Regions from separate parts of the Mus musculus genome. Here region 1 is linked to region 2. A link is a loop called in an ENCODE intact Hi-C map of the cell type or tissue named here. Cell type or tissue: left cerebral cortex. All regions are shown on one strand. Each heading gives the region's core, and the rest is flanking DNA. Links, peaks and the distances in the headings are about the cores only.

What was found. A loop is a pair of places that touch in the nucleus more often than their neighbours do. Peaks named below come from ENCODE experiments on the same cell type or tissue, not always from the same donor. Only the 100,000 strongest peaks of a DNase experiment are listed, where the experiment ranks them.
Region 1: a loop joins it to region 2, with 2.8 times the contacts of the local background. A loop is called at or near these places in 27 of 42 quality-filtered maps.

What each region holds. Positions count from the first base shown.
Region 1 is chr6:149,006,701-149,014,879 of GRCm38, forward strand. Dennd5b (DENN/MADD domain containing 5B) reads right to left here. Exons shown (of 21, transcript NM_177192.3): 14 at 7,416-7,537; 15 at 3,055-3,200; 16 at 26-144. Among named protein-coding and RNA genes, the nearest start is that of Gm25539, 43 kb to the left of the region's middle. In left cerebral cortex, for the core only: CTCF peaks have their summits at 2,147 (motif pointing right) and 4,280 (motif pointing right); a DNase peak (open chromatin) is centred at 4,302.
Region 2 is chr6:149,096,813-149,104,991 of GRCm38, forward strand. It overlaps Dennd5b (DENN/MADD domain containing 5B), which reads right to left and starts at 4,868. Exons shown (of 21, transcript NM_177192.3): 1 at 4,371-4,868. The coding sequence starts at 4,497. In left cerebral cortex, for the core only: CTCF peaks have their summits at 4,118 and 4,363; DNase peaks (open chromatin) are centred at 2,953, 3,834, 4,939 and 5,085; H3K4me3 peaks cover 3,109 bases; H3K27ac peaks cover 2,560 bases.

The DNA.
Region 1 (8,179 bases), core at 1,938-6,937, 90 kb before region 2:
AGTTCTGCTAAGTCCGTTTACTCACCTGTATGTATGTCCTGTGATTTCATTTCTGACCATGACACAATCCACTAGCCATTTAGCTAACAGTCCGGAGTTATCATGGCCAATCTGAACTGTAGTCAGCTTTCCCAGGTTCTGGCACTGTGTGAGACAGGACCACAAATTATTCTGTACTCAATTCTTTTCTATTCCCTTCTCACTTTAGTCGTGGACTTGGCTCCATCTAAAACTTACAGACCTTCCCTATATAATATGCTGAGTTTAATACCATAGACAATCTCCATGTAGTCTTTGCTCTCAGGGGACCTTCATACAATGAGACAGGAGACGGACACTGACTATCAAATGAGGTGGAGTGTATGAGAAATGTAAGCAAGTATTTGAAGAATTCTGGAGAACATTTACTTCTACTTGGGGAATCCAGTAACAGGAGCACTGACAGTATTGTGCTTTAGTTGAAGGGTGAAAAGGATTTCAGTAAGTATGAAAGGGTCTTATTTAGATGGATTTATAGCACATACGCAGATTTTAAAAAACCCACTAACTGATAGTTTTTATATTTTTTAGCAAGTGACTTAGGGTTACAGCTCAGTGGTACTGTGCTTGTTAAGCTTGCTCAAGGTCCTGAACTACTAAAGAAGTTAAAAAAGTTATTTGTAAAACTCATCTTGACTGCAAGGGATATATTCTAAGACTCCCAGTATGTGCATGAAACTACCCTAATACTAAACCTACACATACTGTCTTTTTCCTATATGCTTTGCAATGTTGCCACATGCCAGAATTCTGCCATGTTTTATGGTCTGGATCCTTCTCTGTAACACTACTCTTGTGCCGTGGGGTCACTCATAAGTAAAATAAAGATTACCTAAACATAAGCAACTGCTACACCTAAACAGTTAATCTGATAACCTAAATGTTTACTAAGTACCTAATGGGAGGGTAGCCCATACAGTGCAGACATGCTAGATGGAGACAGAATTCATGGCTGACCCAGGAACAACAGAGATTTCATCCTGCTATTCATAATGGTGCACAATTAAAAAACAAAACAAGCGTTTAAGTTGTGGACTGAGGGTGTAGCTCAATGACAGAATGCTTGCTGATCATGGGTAAGACCCTGGATTTGTTCCTTGGTATAACAAAAACTAAGACTGTGTAAACAACTCCCACCTTCAAATATTTTAATTTCTGTTTAGTTTTTGAGACAGTTTCATTATGTAGACCAGGATGGCTTTGAACTTGCAGCAATTCTTCAATTTCTATTTTAAGACTACAGGCATGTGCCTGGAAATTTGATTTTGTTGTTGTTGTTGTTTTTGAGACATGAACTCATGTAACCTTGGCTGGACTCTAACTTGTTATATAGCTGAGGGTGATTTTGAACTTCAAATCCTCCTGTCTTTGCTTCTCAAATGCTAAGGTTATAGGAATACACCACCATCCTTACCTTCTATGAATATTTTTTAAAAGAATTCTCCACTTAATACTTTTGGATCATAATTAACACCAGGTACTAAAACTGTAAAAAGTGAAATTATGAATAAACTACGGTTATCAGTGTCCTTGCTGGTTTGTGGAAAAGTACAAGACAAAGCAACGGTGATAGGAACTACAAAAATGGATGATAACTAAATCCTGACTTAAAAAATATCCGATTAGGGGCTGGTGAGATGGCTCAGTGGGTTAGAGCACCCGACTGCTCTTCCGAAGGTCCAGAGTTCAAATCCCAGCAACCACATGGTGGCTCACAACCATCCGTAACAAGATCTGACTCCCTCTTCTGGAGTGTCTGAAGACAGCTACAGTGTACTTACATATAATAAATAAATAAATCTTTAAAAAAAAAAAATATCCGATTAGATGATCAGACACACTATATGATGGACTGAAATATCAAAGTTGCAAGTTTTAAAAGCATTTGCCTTCTTTGTATATCAGTGAAAGGCATCATGTGACCTAGCTGAGGGAAGATGCCAGAGAGAGAGAGAGAGAGAGACAGACAGACAGACAGAGAGGAGGTGGGAGGGAGAAGATGGGATTAACAATGTAGTTTTTGTTCCATAACTGGTGGGCCAAGAAAAACCAAGGCTTTAACTTCTTTTTTTAAAATTTTTAAAAATCTATTTATTATTATATCTAAGTACACTGTAGCTGACTTCAGACACACCAGAAGAGGGCGTCAGATCTCATTACAGATGGTTGTGAGCCACCATGTGGTTACTGGGACTTGAACTCAGGACTTTCAGAAGAGCAGTTAGTGCTCTTAACCACTGTGCCATCTCTCCAGCCCGGCTTTAACTTTTATATACAGATAGATGTGAGTGTGCCACAAACAGAAAGCCAGATGGACCACTGTGGGAGCCCTGTGATTCCAAGTGAAATGACTGATCTTTGACCCTAGGGAATATAAATGGGAACAGAACACCCTACTACCGTTTCTCTCTTATCTGTTTTACTCCTGGCATGTCAGGACCAACCTGAATATGGGTTCAAACATATGGGATTACTCTACTAGATGAGACCCCAAAACTGACAATATAAAAAGCAGTATTTACAAGAGCCAGGCATGGTGGCACACACCTTTAATCCCAGCACTCGGGAGGCAGAAGTGGGCCGATCTCTGAGTTAAAGGCCAGCCTGGTCTATACAGTCCAGGAGAGCCAGGGCTACACAGAGAAACCCTGTCTTGAAAAACAAAAACATTCTATAATGCCACTATGTGCTTCAGGAGCCATATGCAAGGATGTCAGGTCTCTGGTCCTAAGGACCACGTTAGGGAAAAAGCATTTATTTAACATTTTCTGTTTGTCATGTTCTGTGTTAGGCACTGGGAATCAAGGAATAGGACCTGGTGAAGCCTACTACAAGTAGAAAAATAGGAAAATAGGGCTTAACAATAAAAATATAAAGCAACTCGTTTAACATGCTTTAGACACTGTAAGCATATGATAACAAAATGATCTTGTATGTTTGCATGTTCCTTTCATTTGTTTAAAGGGAAATGAAAAGGCAAAACCAGAGATCTTCTGTAGAGCTAAGAGATGTTACCTCAAAAGTCATCTCAAGCAAGTTCTTTGGAATCTGCATTACTCCGGTGTCTCCCAGCTCTCCTGAAACACAGATCCACGGGTTCGAGGTAATGATTGCATTGCTCAGCTTTTTAATTGGAATGATCACTGATCTATAAGGAATCACTGAAAGAAAACACAGAAGTGAATTAAAACATCACAGGATCTAGAACTCGATGCTTTTAAGATCTATGTTGCTTTTTATTTATTTATTTTTTTATGTGCATGAATGTTTTCCTGTATGTATGTATGTACACCATATCTGTTTCTAGTGACCTCAGAGGTCAAAGAGTAGAGTCAGATCCCCTGGAACTGGAATTATAGAACTGGAGTTATGAGCTACAATATGGGTACTGGGGACTGAACCCAGGTCCTCAGCAAGAACAAGTGTTCTTAGTTACTGAGCCATCTCTCTCTAGCCCCTAATATTTGGCTTTTTATGATCATTTTGCTTTTGTTTTTTTGTTTTTGTTTTTGTTTTTTTGGTGTTTTGGTTTTTTGAGACAGGGTTTCTCTGTATAGCCCTGGCTGCCTTGGAACTCACTTTGTAGACCAGGCTGGCCTCGAACTTAGAAATCTGCCTGCCTCTGCCTCTGCCTCTCAAGTGCTGGGATGCACCACCACCACCTGGCTTTTATGATCATTTAAAAAAAGATTTACTTATTTTATATATTTGAGTACACCATCGCTATATTCAGACACACCAGAAGAGGGCTTTGGATCCCATTACAGATGGTTGTAAGCCACCATGTGGTTGCTGGGAGTTGAACTTAGGACCTTTGGAAGAACAGTCAGTGCTCTTAACTGCTGAGCCATCTCTTCAGCCCCTTGTTTGACAAACAAGTCTTTAAGACAGGGTTTTCCTGTGTATCCCTGAGTGGCCTGAACTTGCTCTGTAGACCAGGCTGGTCTCGAACTCACAGAGATCTGCCTGCCTTTGCTGAAATTAAAGGCATGTGCCACCACCATGACTGCCTAGCCAGTTTTTAAGATATACTCATGAGGGCTAGTGAGGTGGCTCAGTGGTTAAAGGTACTTGTCACCATGGCTGACAACCAGATTCAATCCCCAGAACCCATGTGGTGGAAGGGGAGAGAACCAACAGAATGCTAGGATTAAGTTACTGAGGTAACTTATATGCATAAGGAATCAGGGACAGCCAGATGTGCAGAGGCCTATATAAAGCCTTTTCAAAAGACTCACCACTAGATGTCAGCATCCTGTCATGGATTTTGGCTCAAATGTGAAAGCACAAGAAAATTAGGAATTTACAGCAGAAACCATGTAAGAACACTGCTGATTGTTGGCTCACTCACAGGTTGTTACTTAGCTAGCTTTCTTGTACAGGCAGGACCACCTGTGTAGGGAATGGTGCTGCCAACAGTGGGCTGGACAGTCCTAAATCAATTAACAATCAAGAAAAAAAAATAAATTAAATAAATAAAGAGAGAAAGAAAGAGAGGGGGGAGGGGGAAGGGAGGGAGGGAGGGAAGGGAGGGAGGGAGAGAGGGAAGGAAGGAAGGAAGGAAGGAAGGAAGGAAGGAAGGAAGGACGAACGAACGAACGAACAAGATAGACCTTATAGACATGCCTACAGGCTTATATGATCTGGGTAATTCCTCAACTGAGACTCCCCTCTCTCTCTCTCTCTCTCTTTTTTTTTTTTTTTTTTTTTTTTGGTTTTTTGAGACAGGGTTTCTCTGTATAGCCCTGGCTGTTCTGGAACTCACTTTGTAGACCAGGCTGGCTCCGAACTCAGAAATCCACCTGCCTCTGCCTCCCAAGTACTGGGATTAAAGGCGTGTGCCACCACTGCCCAGCGAGACTCCCCTCTTAAGCTCTGTAAAGTTGCCAGTTAAAGTTAACTAGGGTACTCAGCTCTTGGTGACAAGCCCAGTTCAGCATTCCTCCAAGGTTTCTGCTTCAAGCATTTACTTGTGTGAGTTTCCACCCTGACCTCTAAGCTGGAACAAACCCTGTCCTCTAGCTGCTTTTGGTCACGGTGTCTGTCAGAGCAGCAGAGAGGAAACTAGGACACCAGGATATTTCGCTATACATTTCAATGGCTCAAATTGAAAGTTTCTCAGAAAAAAAGAAACCTAAAGGTACAAGAATATTTTTGGAGATTCTTAGGCATCTTAATTATTACTGTGTATGTGATTTGCCCTTTTATGCTGAGACATCTTGCTAGTCCTTTTTGGTCTGCGTTTGTTTTGAGACTTGATTCATATGTCCCATGCTGGCCTTGAAAATAGCTGAAGATGACCATGTTGTTAGCCATCTAAGTGACCTTTCTTTTCTTTTAAAACCTTTAAAAGACATTTATTTGTGTGTGCGTGTGTATGTGTGTACCCACGTATGTGTCTTGGTGCATATGTAGAGCTCAGAGGACAATCTTTGGGAATCTGTTCTTTTTCTACCTAGGGAGCTGAACTCTGTCAGGCTTTGGAACAAGTGCCCTTACTCATTGACCTATCATGCGTGACCTCCTATTCTTTCTTTTGAGATAGAACTTTCCTACATAGCGTATTCCAATCTTTTTTTTATTTTTGGCTTTCGAGACAGGGTTTCTCTGTCATGGAACTCACTCTGTAGACCAGGCTGGCCTCGAACTCAGAAATCTGCCTGCCTCTGCCTCCCAAGTGCTGGGATTAAAGGCGTGCACCACCATCGCCAGGCTGCCAGTCTTAACTTTTTGATCCTCTTGCCTCAACAGGGATTACAGGAGCTACATGCCCAGTCTTTAGATAATTAAAAACAAACAAACAAAACAAACAAACAAAAACAGTGCTGGGATTGAACCCACTGTTTCACACATGGTAAGCAAGTGCACTCCAAGTGAGCAATAGTTTTACTCTAACAACTTAGATTCTTATACATGTAGTAATTGAATGAACTAGAGATTATTAGGTTATTACTTGTAGATATCATTAGTATTTGATAAGATATCTAATAAACTCATTACACAATTATAGGTATCTAATAAGATATCTAATAATCTTATTAGATATTACCTAGTTAGATATTGATATTTTATTAGATATCTAATAATACCTTATTAGATGTTGGCCAATTTATGTTGGCCCTATTAATTCCAACTCTTTTTTCCTTATCTGTTTCTCCAGAGACCAGCAATCTGTGCCTTCACAGTTCTGGCCAGTGAAATGACAATGATGCTTACTGAGATTAGGAGAAAATTATGCTTAAAACAACAACAACAGGGGCTGGAGAGATGGCTCAGCAGTTAAGAGCACTGACTGCTCTTCCAGAGGTCTTGAGTTCAAATCCCTGCAACCACATGATGGCTCAAAACCATCTGTAATGAGATCTGATGCCCTCTTCTGGTGTGTCTGAAGATAGCTACAGTGTACTTACATATTAAATAAATAAATCTTAAAACAACAACAACAACAGCAACAACCCACTGACTGCAGCTCTGTGCATTTCACACTTGTCCTAGGTAACACTTTACATCACAGTCTGGGTTTTCTGGAAAGCAGATGCTGAGCCAGAAATGGGCACAGATGATGCTTGTTCCTAGGATCAACCTGTGAAGAGGAAATCAAGTCTGGGAGAGAAAATGTTGAGTGAAAGGCGCAACAAAGCCTTCCACTGGCACAGAGAGCAGTGGGACAGTCCTTTGATTAGTGCAGGCTGGTCCTGGCAGGAAGTATCAGCCTAGGGCAATTTTTTTTTAGTGAGGTACTTGCATAGTCTGGCAGCTGAGGGCTGTCTGTGTTCAGTAGTACTTCCAATAGTTAGGCAGTCTCCTACATTCATGAATGGATATCAGTGACCTCCATGTACTCTGAGATATCTCACTTTTGAAGATATGAATTCTTGGGCTGGAAAGATGGCTCAGTGGTTAAGAGCACTGACTGCTTTTCCAGAGGTCCTGAGTTCAAATCCCAGAAACCACATGGTGGCTCACAACCATTCATAATGAGATCTGACGCCCTCTTCTGGTGTGTCTGAAGACAGCTACAGTGTATTTACATACATAACAAATAAATCTTTGGGCTGGAGTGAACAGAGGTCCTGAGTTCAATTCCCTGCCATCTGTATAACTACAGTGTACTCATATACATAAAAGAATAAATAAAATCTTTTTTAAAAAGGAACATATGAATTCTTTTATTCCAAGAGTGAGGAGAATCCCCTGACTCCTAAGTCAGGTTTTTGTTGTCGTTGTTGTTTTTTGTTTTTTTGTTTTAAAAAAACCATTTGGTTTTGAACAGGCAATTTTCTTCTTTAGTCTTTGAGTGTTGAGATTAGAAGTATTTGCCACTGTGCCTGCTCATCTGAAAACTGTTTACTTAAAAGTCAGTTCTCCAGACTTACTGATAGTGGTGAACACACTGGTAAAGCAGAAGTAGTCCACAGCGTTGAGGGAAAGCAGATGGTAAAGAAACTGTTCTCTTTCTTCTTCACAACGGAGAAAAGCATAGCGCTTATAAAGCTTCCTGAAAAGGGTTAATGTAAGCACAAATATCAGTTACAATTTTCACTCTTTGATTTAAAAAAAATTTTTTTTTTTTTTTGGTTTGGAGTTGAGGACCAAACCCAGTGCCTTGTGTTTGCTAGTCAATCACTCTACCCTGAGCTAAATTCCCAACCTCATGATTTTCACTCTTGAAAATAATGATTAAGGAGCTGGAGAGATGGCTCAGTGGTTAAGAGCACTGACTGCTCTTCCAGAGGTCTTGAGTTCAATTCCCAGCAACCACATGGTGGCTCACAACGATCTGTAATGAGATCTGATGCCCTCTTCTGGTATCACTGAAGACAGCTATAGTGTACTCATATAAATAAAAGTAAATCTTTTTTTAAAAAGTGATTAAAAGTTAATACCTCTTGAACTAGTGAGTTGGTTCAGTGGATAACCCTCATTGAGCAAAATACACAACCAAAAACCAATCAATCATCAATCAATCAATCAAAACCCCTCGAACCTGGAGCTGGAGACGCACTGGCTACTTTTCTAGATGGATTTGATTCCTAGCACAAACATGGCAGTTCGTAACTGTAACTCCAGTCTCAGGATCTTGGGTACTCTCTCATGGCCTGTTGGGGCACTGCACACATGTGGTACACAGACATACACA
Region 2 (8,179 bases), core at 1,563-6,562:
CAATAAGATATGTCTATTTAATGGCCTTATGTCCACATTCAGAAAACACTAAACTTTTACTGCTGCTTAAATGAGATTTAACTTCAAAAGCAAACATCATTTTGTTACACTTTCATTAAACAGGCTTCATAATTCTAAAGGAGACTCTACAATTGACTCTGAGTCTCCCTTGGCAGGCAGTTATACCTTTGGTTACTCTAGGGAGCTCTGCTACCTAAATTTTAAGTCATAACCCTATCAACAGTCACATAAAATGTGAAGGGGGGGTCACAAAAATGGAGTAAACACTAAAAGGATTATGAGCATGCAACAACTAGAAATTAATTTAAAAATCAAATGCATAAAGAATTGAAGTGTTTCTGGCTCTACTGTATAATATCACTGAAGTCTTGGTTTTGAACACGATCACATTTTTGCCAGGCACAAGATGTCTTGCCACCAGACACTAATGAATGCTGTCTCAAACAACTTGGATCATAGTCATGCCTACTATACACAGATATGAATTATAGGTTTTATTGTGCATTTGAAGTTTTCTGGGCCTGGTGGTACATGTCTGTAATCCAGCTACTCAGGAGGCTGAGGCAGGAGGATCACAAATTCAAGACCTAGCTGGGTTACCAAGTGAGTACCAGCCCAGCCTGGTCAATTTATGAAACCCTGACTCAAAACTGAAAATAAACAAAGGAGCTAGGGCTAGTTATGGTGGTGAACACCTGTGATCCCAGCAGAGGCAGAACTCTCTGAGTTTGAGGCCAGCCTGATTTTCATAGTGAGTTTCAGGATAGTCGGGCTATGTAGTATCTATATCATAAGACTCTGACTTAAAACAAACAAAAAACATGTGAAAGGAATTTTTTATTAAAATTAAGACAAAATTTACCGTTTCTGAAATGGTTCTTAATATACTTTTGTCATGCAGAGTAGTAGTAGCACCGACAATTACAAAATCAAAATAGCAGTCAACTCGGAAAATGCCACCCATCTCCTGCAATATCAAATATTCTGCCAAAATTTAATTCTTTACAAAAAAAAAATAAGGCCATATATTTGTCTCATTCATATGCAAATATATTTTCATTCCCCGCAGATGGGAAAACTGTATGTATATCAAAGAACTATTTTTTTGTTTGTTTTTTTGTTTTGTTTTGTTTTTCGAGACAGGGTTTCTCTGTGTAGCCCTGGCTGTCCTGGAACTCACTTTGTAGACCAGGCTGGCCTCGAACTCAGAAATCTGCCTGCCTCTGCCTCCCGAGTGCTGGGATTAAAGGCGTGCGCCACCACTGCACAGCTTAAAGAACTATTTTTGAAATAAAATTTCTTATGATTTTTTTCAGTAAATGTTTGGTTTGTATACCTATATTCTCAGAGTTGTGTAAATTTATCTGGCTAAAAGTAGTCATGAATGGGGGCTGGTGAGATGGCTCAGTGGTTAAGAGCACCGACTGCTCTTCCAAAGGTCCGGAGTTCAAATCCCAGCAACCACATGGTGGCTCACAACCATCCGTAACGAAATCTGATGCCCTCTTCTGGAGTGTCTGAAGACAGCTACAGTGTACTTACATATAATAAATAAATGAATCTTTAAAAAAAAAAAAAGTAGTCATGATTGGAGAGATGGCTTAGCAGTTAGGAGCACCTTTTACTCTTCTGGAAGACACTAGTTTAGTTCATTCACACTGGGCATCTCATAACTGCCTGTAATTCTAGCTCCAAGGAATCCAATACCTTCTGGTCTCTGTGGATACCCATGCATATACATACACACTGGTGAGAAATTTAATTTAACATCTTAGTAAACGAACAAAAAAAAATAGAAGGGAATCACAAGAAATCTTAGGTCTACAGAACTTGTCTGGGTAATTCTGCACCATTTGTCTTCCTCTAACTGTAAATGTGTTCCGAGCTAAAAAGAGAAGAATTGTCAATATCAGCAAAAGAGATCCGTGGAATGAAGAGTGGGTCTTACGATTTGTTTTCTACCAATTTTTATCCATATGTCCCTCTTTCACTGTCTCCCATTCATCCCTTCCACCAGGGACAAGATGGTTTATAAATGATTCACAATAAATAAGACCTGTTGGTGTTTCCACTAAAAAGATGTTTCTTTCTGGCACACAAACTTTCAAGGCTTGGAGGTATGGCTGTCAATGAACCAATGAAGAAATAAGTACTGACAGGAGTGGGAAGACCCAAACAAAATAACACTGACATAATCACCTCAGGGTTACCAATGTCTATGTTTTTAAAAACTGTGAGATCACAGGCATTGTTTTTGTGAACAATTGCATGAAAAAGTAAAGCCAAGTATGAAAGCACATAGATAAGTTTATTTATTCAAAAAAAGGATACACTTAAGACAGGAGATAGGAAACTTTTTTTAAAAAAAAATCTTATCTTGTTATCCCAGCCACTTAAACTTCCTTAAAGGTTAAGTTAAACTGGAAAGAAATTAGCTTAGAAAATAAAACACCTGCCAAATAGCTGTATGATTCCTAAACCTTAAATCTGTAAATTCCTAGTATGCAGGGGTCACAACCACCCCTAATTCTAGTTCCAGACAATCCAACACCCTCCACTCTCTTCTAAATGCTGAAGGCACCAGACATGCACATAAACATTCATACACATAAGATAAATCTAAAAAAAAAATTAAAAACAATTCCTTCATTATATTACTAGCACAGAATATATTTTTTCAGATTTTTATACTGTTTAAGTGTGTGTGTGTGTGTGTGTGTGTGTGTGTGTATTAGAGAAAATGCCCTCAGAGGCCAAGTGTGTCAGCTCCTTTAGAACTAGAACTAGAAGTGCTTATAAGCCTCCTAATCTGGGTGCTAAGAATCAAACTTGGGTCCTCCTTCAGCAAGAGTAGTGCATGTTTTCACTGAGCCGAGTATTCCGCTGGCCCAAGAATCTTTCTCTTCTAAGTAGTAATACAATAAGAACAATCAAAAGAACAATAGGAGATACTGCTTTATGAAGACTGAGGTGAATGGAAAGGGCAAATACAGGCTTTTTTATTTCATCATTCACCTGTCATAGAAGGCCCAAGAAATCCTAGTTGTTTAGAGGAGTCCTAGAAAAATATATTTTTTACTAGCCCAAAAAAACTCTTTCTCCAAAATCACTATTGCAGACACCCCCCCCCCCTGCAACTTCATGTCCCTTAACTATACTATTCTTAACATGTACATGAAATCTTAGCTGAAGAAACAGTAGGATTATATAATTATACATACAGGGAAAACTTGGTATTTCATTATTCCTCTAAAACTATACTTAGTTTTTGTTAACATTTTACTGTGAAGCTGACTTAATAATATGCTCAATTAAGACGTGAGACTGTATTAGTAAAGGCTGACCCGTTTTGTTTACTATCATTTATTATTTAATACATTCTTCCCAGCCCTTTCCTCAAAGGAAGAGAGAAAAAAATCTATACTAGTGCAATCAACCTGGGATGGTATATTCCAAAAAAGCTGCTGTGAAAGGCTATGACCTAAGTGTTTAGCACTGACACAAATAAAGTTCTGGTGGTAGGCGTTATGTGTCTCACCCTTACCAAAAAAAAAAAAAAAAAAAAAAATCACAATTCAGATTCCAAGGAGGAAAGCGGAATGAAAAATTCAGTCAGTCATTTCTCCCCGGCCTGCTTTCTACATTTCGCATTCCCCGGTCCCTACCATCCTTCAACTGCCCGGGTTCCCAGGGTACGTTCCCCAGCTCAGTCCCGCACTGCGTCACCAAACCCGTCAAATGGGGGCCATGCTCCTCCAGTGACACCTCGGCAGTGATTCACGGCGCGCCCCTCTTGGGGAGGATTGTCCAACTACATCAACTCAGGAACCAGGCAGGGGTATCAACAAAGCATCAGGCCGCAACCCAAGCGTCCAAAGGTCCTCGCTAGCTCGCGGCACTGGCACTGCCAAATCCACAGGATTCCAAAGGGTGACTCGCTCGTCATCGCAGAACCAGGGGGAGGGGTGGCGCCGACCCAGAGCGGTCGGGGTCGATCCCGCTGGGCCTCCTGCCCGAGCGGACCTCACCGTAGCCCCGCGGTCCCGACTCCTTCATGGAGCTGCCGACCACCGCATCCGCCGCCAGGGCCAAACTTCACGAACCACTGCACAGCCCGGTCCCGCGCACCATGAGCCACCCGCGAGCAGCGGAGGGTCGGGCCCTCTGGGGACCCGCGCCGGTTACAAGGACCCAACACCCAGGGGCTTAGCCAGAGCGCGGAATTAACAACAATGTCATTATGTCGCCCACGAGTGCCCATCTAGCCGGAGCGCGGCTATAGCCGCCGACTTTTTGTCTGGAGCCCGCACCTCGCCTCCCTAGCGCCTCCAAAGCCAGCCCGGCCTTACCCGCCAGCTCGTCGGGCTCCAGCCCGCTGTCCGCATCGATCCCGCACAGCACGAAGTAGTGCGCGAAGCGACAGGCGGCCGGGGAGGACCCCGAGCCCGGGCCCGGCGCCGCGCTGCTACCGCTCATCCCGCCGCGCTGCCGGTGCGACCGTCGCTGGGGTTCGCGGAGGAGGCTCTCCGGCGTGAACCGATGAGAAGCCTCGCTGAGAAGCGTCGCAGGCTTCCCTCGCGGAGGAGGCCACCGCGGCGCTCCGACTGCGGTCTCCGCCGCGACCCTAGGACGAGCCCGGCGCGCCCATGGCCGCGCAATCGCCGCGGCCGGGATCCTTCTAGACGCTGGTACCGAGGAAGCGGCCTCGGGCTCGCGCGCGGACCGGAGGGCGGGCGGGATTCCGCCGCGGCGGGGGAGGGGCGCGCAGGGGGAGTGTCAGCTAGGGAGGCCCGCGCCGCCGCGGCTGCGCCCGCTGGAGCGCAGCGTCTGGCGCCCGCGGGTCAACTGAACCGCGCTGCGCGACGGGAGCGCCCGCAGAGCTCGGTGGCGCGCGGTTCGGGGCGCGCACCAGTGAGCTCGGAGGATCGGGGGCGCGTCTGGGTGCGTGCCCACCCGCGGTAATATTGAGGAAACCTCTCTTGCACGGTGCAGCCCCCAACAGTCGGTTGAGCACGAGCCGCAGAGCAGGATCGTATCTTCCAGAGAGGATGTCGCCCAACCCAACCTAAACAATAACGTAGCTTTGGAAAAGGGAGACAGCACGCTGAGGTCATTTCCCACAACGTCTGTACCGTATTTTTAAACTGTCATGCAGATGCTTAAACCATTTTAAGATCCTAGTCCCCGGCAGGACGTGGTGACTCACATCTATAATTCCAGCACTCCTGTGACTGAGGCAGGAGGATCCGGAGTTGGAGATGAGCCTCTCTACCTAGTGAGACTCCATCTCAACACACACAAAAATGAGGAGGGTAAATAACAACCTGGGTAATTGACTCTTAGCTTCTATCGTACCTTCCAATAATCTTCCGGAACCCTTGAAATGACTTCTCTTACCATTTTAGCTGGATTGTACTTGGGATGGGGAGTATTTATGCTTCCTGGTTCATTCTTTCCAGTATCTATAGAACCTTGGGTCCCACTTGACCTGCCATTTATATTTTAGTGAAGGAAAGAATGATGATAATCTAGGTAGTATCAGGATGGTGCTACTGGGAAAATAACCAACTTTGAAATCTGTAATGTATATGGACATTTAATGTTATGCAATTATTGCTTCTATTATACAGAGTACACATAAAAATATTTTACTGAGTATTTCTATTTTTGTTGGTGGCTTCTTGCAGGATGTTAGATTCTAAGCTAGTCAAATATAGCAGAAAACTGATTTATTGTTTGTGCTAATCAAGAAACATGCTTTCTGTTCATTTGAGCAGTAACTGATTTATAAAATTGTAAACAGTAATGATTTAGTTTTGTTTTATTAACATATATAGAATACTGTATTTAATCATGACATTTCCATACATGTACTTTCTTGTTTTGTTTTTTGAGACAGGGTTTCTTTGTGTGACAGCTCTCGCTGTCCTAGAACTCTATTTGTAGACCAGGCTGGCCTCAAACACACAGAGATCCTCCTGCCTCTGCCTTCTCAGTGCTGGGATTAAAGGCATGTGCCACCACAACCCAGCTTCATGTACATATTTTGATCATATCTTTTTATAACCTTCTTGTACCCCCTGTCCCACCCCATTCCCTCTGATCTCCTTCCTTTTCACACCAACTCCTTCTGCTTTCATTTCTTTAACCTTTTTGGTGATCAAATAAGTTCACCAAACTTATTTTAATTTTAAAGACTTTTTAAAATGACATTGTGTGTGTGTGTATGTGTGTGTGTATGTATGTGTGTGTGTGTGGGGGGGGGGGTTCTGTGCTTATGTACAGGTCAGGGAATGAGTTTCAGAAGTCAGTTTTCTCCTTCCATGATGTAGGTCCTGGAGATCAAAACCCCGATAGTCAGTCTTGGTGGGGAGTCTTTATCTGCTAAGGCAATTTTCTGATCTATGGGTTTCATTAGAGTTGATTATGGAGAATAGGTGAGCTTTTATTATAGGAGAATGGGCACTTTGTTAGTAATTACATCACTAAAGAAAATTTCTCCCTTAAGGGCCAGGCGCGTGCGCACGTGTGTGTGTGTGTGTGTGTGTGTGTGTGTGTGTGTGTGTGTGTGTGTGTGTGTGTTGGTGGGGGGGGTCAACACCTTTAATCCCAACACTCAGAAGACAAAGGCAGGTAACTCTCCATGATTTGGAGACCAGGCTGGTCCACAAAATGAGTTCCAGAACAGCCAGGGCTATGTTAGAATACTGCCTTCCATTCTGTTGGGGGTCCCTAACACAATTGCTGCCTGAATGGAAAACCTTCAGTGGAGTCAGTAATCTCAGCTTTAACCTCTAATTAGCATAAAACATGCCAAGCTGTCACAATTCCAATTTCTACAAGAAAATCTGGAGTGATATTTTCTTATGCCAAGATTTTGGCTTTCTAGGAAAATCTTATCATAACAAAGGCTACTTGGAAAACCGTATCCCTTATTATTTAGCTTTTTATGTTTTATTACATTTTATTTGTTTTGTGAGGTGTGTATGTGTGTAGGCATGCTTGTGGAGGTCAGAGGACAATTTGTAGGACCCAGTTCCCTCCTTCCATCATCCTAGGTCCTAGGAAATGAACTCAACTTGTCAGACGTGGCAGCAGGTGTCTTCCCCTGATGAACTATGTTGCCAAACCCCTTATAGTTTTAGAAAAGGGGTCAGTTCATGCCAAAAAAAGTTTGGTAGTATAGCAGCTGATTTAAATTTTTGTTTAAATTCTTTTCTATCTTATGTATGTCTACTACTATTAAGTATTCTCAGCTGGAGAGATGTTAAAATGTTTCATATACGTACTTATAAACACAAACACACACACATAACCTTACAAGACTGTTATTAAAGAACTCATACAACTCAATAATATTTAAAAAAAACATTTTCAAGAGTCTGTTCTATATATACTATGTGGTTTCTGGGAATTGAACTTGGGTCTTCAAGTTTGACAACAAGTGCTCCTGTGCACTGTGCTATCTTGTCTGCCAACCAATACAATTAAATTTTTGTTTTTATTTGTTCATATGTAAGTATATGTGCCTGTTGGTCTCTATGTATCCCATGTGCACGCAGTGCCCAGAAGAAGGCATCAGATCCCTTGGACTGGAGCTATAGGCAGTTGTGAACTGCCTGATGTGGATGCTAAAAATCAAGCCAGGTCCTCTGCAAGAGCAACATGTGCATATAAACACTGGGCTATCTCTCTAGCCTTACAATACAATTTTTCTTTTGAGGCAGGAGGGTGTCTATATTCCTGGCTGCCTTGGAACTTGCTATGGTATACTAGGCTGGCCTTGTGCACAGAGATATGCCTTGCAAGGTTGTTACCTGCCGGAGGTTTGGGAAAAAAACTCCATGTAGTGCCTCCATCCTGGCTTCTGGTTTCTGCCAGCATCACTGTATATTTGGTGGCTGTCTTAGTAAATGCTCTATTGCTGTGAAGAAACAGCATGCCCACAGCAGCTCTTATAAAAGACAGCTTTTAATTGGGGCTGGTTTACAGTTTCAGAGGTTTAGTCCATTATCATCATGGTGAGAAGCATGGCAGACATGGTTGATGGAGAGGTGGCTGAAAGTTCTGCAATTAGATCAGCAGGTAGTAGAAAGAGAAAAATTGGACCTGGCTTGAGGATTTGAAACCTCAAAGCCCATCCCTAGTGATATATTTC